Linked DNA regions of Homo sapiens: region 2 is linked to region 1. Evidence: read pairs that join two places in POLR2A ChIA-PET (ENCODE). Cell type or tissue: CD4-positive, alpha-beta T cell. All regions are shown on one strand. Region 1 overlaps POLN (DNA polymerase nu). Region 2 overlaps POLN (DNA polymerase nu).

Evidence for each region. Peaks named below come from ENCODE experiments on the same cell type or tissue, not always from the same donor. Only the 100,000 strongest peaks of a DNase experiment are listed, where the experiment ranks them.
Region 2: POLR2A ChIA-PET joins it to region 1 with 5 read pairs; 3 of 35 experiments call an interaction of 5 or more read pairs at or near these places.

The regions. Positions count from the first base shown.
Region 1 is chr4:2,233,572-2,236,071 of GRCh38, reverse strand. All of the region lies in intron 2 of POLN (DNA polymerase nu), which reads left to right. All of the region lies in intron 5 of HAUS3 (HAUS augmin like complex subunit 3), which reads left to right. It also overlaps the pseudogene COX6B1P5. Among named protein-coding and RNA genes, the nearest start is that of HAUS3, 7.3 kb to the left of the region's middle. In CD4-positive, alpha-beta T cell, no CTCF peak of the experiment used is centred here; no DNase peak of the experiment used is centred here.
Region 2 is chr4:2,171,501-2,174,000 of GRCh38, reverse strand. It overlaps POLN (DNA polymerase nu), which reads left to right. Exons shown (of 26, transcript NM_181808.4): 11 at 1-46. Among named protein-coding and RNA genes, the nearest start is that of HAUS3, 69 kb to the left of the region's middle. RefSeq lists an enhancer at 1-556. In CD4-positive, alpha-beta T cell, no CTCF peak of the experiment used is centred here; a DNase peak (open chromatin) is centred at 1,000.

The sequences.
Region 1 (2,500 bases):
ATATGTTTTTCAGATAGTTTTGATGAGTGTGCACAGAAATTTAAAAATGTATATAATTTTTCAGACACAAAAGAATATGTAATGTTTATACTAGTGTTAAAAAATAAATAAAACCGCCTCTGTATTTTTTTTTCACTCATCTTAGCAAACACAGGATTGCCTTTATAGCTTTAAAATCCTCTGTGTACACTTAATGGTACATGCTCCTCCTAATATAATTCCTCTCTCATCCTCAAAGAGTGACTACCATGCTTAATTTGTTCATTATTTTCTTGCTTTTATGTATAGTTTTATTACGCACACACATACACACATATATATATATTCCTAGACTGTGTATTTAGTTTTATATGTCGTTGAACTTTATGTGCTGTTATTATACTGGTGGTGGTATACCAAAGGCATGTATATTGAAGGTATGTATCCTTCAATGACTTGCTTGCTTTTTCAATGGCTTAATATGTTTTTGAGACTCACTCATGTTGATACACGTAAAGCTATATAGTTCATTCATAGTTTTCTCTTTTGTATAGTTAGTATTCCATTATATGATATTCCACAATGAAATTATCTGTTAGATTGACAGACATTTAGGTTATTTACAGTTTTTGTTACTATAGATCATACTGCTATGATGGTCTTATATGTCTCACAGCTGCACAATTCCAGTTTCTCCACATCTTTGCCAACACTTGTTATTTCCTGTGGTTTTTAAAACAGTAGCCATCCCAACGGGTGTGAAGTGGTATCTGTGATTTGTTTTTTGAAAGGTCTCCCATTACTGATTTTTGTCTTCTTGATCTATTGAGAATTGTGTAAAAATTTCCACTGCGATGGTGGATTTAAAAATTTCCACTGCGATGGTGGATTTGAAAATTTCTCCACATAGGCTGGGTGCGGTGGCTCACGCCTATAATCCCAGCACTTTGGGAGGCTGAGGCGGGTGGATCACAAGGTCAGGAGTTCAAGACCAGCCTGGCCAAGGTGGTGAAACCCCATCTCTACTAAAAATACAAAAATTAGCCGGGCGTGGTGGCGGGTGACTGTAATCCCAGCTACTTGGGAGGCTGACACAGGAGAATCCCTTGAACCCGGGAGGCAAAGTTTGCAGTGAGTCAAGATCGCGCCACTGCACTCCAGCCTGGGCGACAGAGCAAGACTTGGTGTCAAAAAAGAAGAAAATTTCTCCATGTAGTTGTATATCATTTTTTTCTCTATGTATTTTGAGTCTATTTTATAAGTTATATCCAGGTTTAAAGTTGCAGTGAATAATTATCCTGGTCGTTTTAAATTGCAGTGAATCAAAGCATTTAGCATTACATAATGACTATTCCTGGTGATGCTTTTTCTCTTGATATTGTTTTGTCTAATATTAATATTCCTTTGCCATTTTTCTTTTGCTTAGTAATGTAAGGCATATAGTTTTCTTTTCTTTACACTTTTCCAGTAAGTTTTTGTTATTAGTTAAGTCCTGATTCACGGACCCAGGGTAGGGATCATCATGTACCCAGGTCCCCGTTTACCACCCTGGGAGAAGGATGGAGAACAGAGGAAAGGTGGGGTGGAGCCAGTTCTGATTTTCCCAGGAAACGTGCCTTTGTCCCAGGTCAAGACCAAGGATATGGGGCAGAGGGACTTGCACACATGCCAGTACCATTTGCACACAGAGACATCACCCCCTTTAGCAGTCATTGCCGTCTTGGAGTGGTAGAAGTCCAGGTAGTTTTGCCAGCAGTTCATGTTCTGGTTCTAGTTGACAAAGTGGCTGTCAAATGGGACAGTCCTGTAGTTCTTAATTTTGACCTTCATGTCTTCTGCCATGGTGCTAACTTCTAAAGACCCTCAGCAAAGACCATAGTTTTGTTTTTACTTAGCATGATGAAATAAACATTTTTACTCTCTAAATAGTTTTCTTAACTTTTAATGTTAACTATACTGTCTTGATTTAATTACTGTGCCATCAATTTTGTAGCTGGTTATTGTTACTGGGTATTTTGATAGTCTTCTTTTTTTTCTTTTGTTTGCTCTTGAACAATATCATATGTATCTTTGTGTATATAGCTTTTTGTTGTTGGATACTTTCATCTGGATACATTCTTGGAAATAGGGTCATTGGGGTTTTTTGTGCCAGGGTGGTATATACACTTTTTTTTGCCTTTGATATGGCCAGATTGCTTTTTAAAGGAGTTTATAATGCTACCAGCACTATATAAGTGTCTACTAGACACCATTGACCATATGGCACGCCATCATTTTATGAATTGCCAAAAAAGAAAAACTCTTAGTTAAACCAACACAATGTTTTCTTATTAAGAATTTTTGTTTTTCATACTTACTAGAAAAGATCTTTTTAGATGTAGGTAGACATAGATTTTTATCATACCACTCTTGGGCATATGTTAAAAGGAAAAAAATAAGTCAATTTAAATGGTTAGGGTAGTTCTAAAGCATCACATTTCAATGTTCAATTCTTCTGTTATTTTTTGACTCAGAGTTGTCT
Region 2 (2,500 bases), 62 kb after region 1:
TCAGGTGAACAAAGAGGAGATGGAGAAGACGTCAGCACTTCTTGGGGTAAGTTATTATTCCAGATGGTTTGTACTGGCCATCTCTTTCCTGCATGAGATAGTTGTTCCCAGTGGCAGGTCTAGAGTAGATTCTCCTTTTCTTCTCTTCCTTGTTTGGTGTTGACAGTGTTTCTCCCTCTTTCTGACGCCTGCAGGGGAGAACCAAGCATTGAAAAGACCTAAACAGCATCTAGTGCGTGTGTGTCCGGGGAGTTCTTTAATGGCTCCTCAGGATCCTCCTCAAAAGTTACGTTTTTCTTACAGGGACATTGTCCCCTGTAGTTTGGTGAAGGAATTCTTGGGTTTCTTGAAAAACAAAAATACAGAGATGTGTAAAGATGCATGAAAAAATACTTAAAAATGCTCTACTTCAGTTTTCTTAAGAAAACACATGTAGGTGGAGAGTGGGAAAATAGACACAGAGACTGGGAAGGGTGAGCAGTGGCGGGGCGGGGCAAAGATGAAGAGAAGCAGGCTAAAGGGTGCAAACATACAGTAAAATAAAAGAAATAAATTCAGTGTTTGATAGCAGCGTAGGATGACTGTACTTAACAAAAAGGTATTGAACTTGAATGATGGGTGCTCTGAATACCCTGACGTGACCACCACACATTATATACACGTAATACATTTTCTCATGTACCTCATACATCTGCACAAATTTTTAAAAAGGCTAAAGCACATGCCAGGAGCATCTTTAAAATAAAATGTTTAAAGGAAACCCCAATATAACCATCACCTGGTTCAAAGCACAGACTTTCCAGAGTCCTGTGTGCTTTCCCTATCAGAACCCCTTTCTTGCTGCCAAAAGTAACTGCAACCCTGACTTTTGTAGCCTTTTCATCGTTGCTTTTCTTTCTAGCTTTCCCACTTCAAAGCCTAAGCAATGTAGTTTAGCTTTGCTTTTGAACTGTAAGTAAACAGTGACTTACGTGTGGCCTTTTACCCAGCCTTCTACATCTCAGCTCCACCTGTGTTTCTGTGTGTCACTCAGTGCTGTGGAGTTTCCCGCTGTGGACTGTGCTGCCCTTGGTGTCTCTGTCCCACTGCCGATAGGCGTGTGGTTGTTTCCAAGTGGCAGTCGTTACAAACCACGCTGTACCTCTGAGTGCATTCCCTGTGCCTGTGGGCACAGGTTTCTGTGGGCTGTGAGGTGACTAGTGCTGCTGGGACACAGGGAAGCTGTTGCTTAGTTTTATTCAATAATGCCCAATGGCTTCCCAGAGTCTCACCCATGAGAATGCATACGGGATCCCATTCTTGCACATCCTCACTTCCCCTGGGTGCATCAGACTTTTACATTGTAGCCATTTTGGTGAGGCTATAATGATATCTCATTATGAGTTTTGTTTCTATTTTCCTGATTACTAATGTCAACCAAGAAGAGGTGAAAGAGCAGACTGCAAAGCAGTTAGACAAGGCATTCCTGGGGTCTTAGAAACTGCAATTCAGGAGACACAGGTTCAGCTAAAGGCCAATAAGTGTTCTGAAGAGAGGAAGGGGAGTTGAGATTTTTAAAAGGAAGCTAAGGGCGAATACACAGTTGTTGTGAAAGAATTATCATTGTTGGAGGCGGTTGGCTTAGTACATGAGTCCGTTGAGCTCATTGGTTGTCGCTCTTCAGAAGGTGCAGCACTGGCAAAATCTAGCTGTTTTCCAGGATGTTGTGGTCATTGCAGTTGAGCCCAGTTCAGAGGTTCAATTCAAGTTCCTGTTTTTTGTTTTTGTTTTTGTTTTTCAGCATTTCAGGTCATGCAGGCAGTCCTTAGAATGGCTCCCTGACTCTACTTTAGAGCTCTGGACCAGAGTGATATCATTTTTGTATGTCACATTTCACATTAGTGGGATCGATTAGCTTTTCATAGCATCATTAGCTTTTAGGAATTTCTTTTTGTAAAGGATCTGCTCAAGTCTTTTGCCCATTTTTATATTTTTTCTTACTGATGTATAGGATATCCTGATGTATTCTGGATACAAGCCTGTTTCCTATACTTTCTACCTCTGTCTTGTTCTATGTGATGTTGGATCCCTTTTCTAGTCTTAATATTGTTGGAGAATTGATTCTTTCTTTCCCATTATTTTTACTACTTTAAGTTTGTTTTCTTACCTTTGGGGGAGGATGCTTCTATGAGCCTAGGTATTTCACCATGAGGCAAAATATGTTTATTTTTATTTTTATTTTTTTGTAGAGATGAGGTCTCACTATGTTGCCCAGGCTGGGCTCAAACTCCTGGGCTCAAGACACCCACCTGCCTCGGCCTCCCAAAGTGCTGGGATCACCGGTGTGAACCACCGTGCCTGGCCAAAGTGTGTATTTTTATGCTTATTTTGATAAATTATAGGTTATTTATTACTCTTTTAAGAGCTTTCTTTGGGAATTTTGTGTGTATGTGTTTGTTTGTTGAGACAGTGTCTCACTGTCACACAGGCTGCAGTGCAATGGCACAGTTATAACTCACTG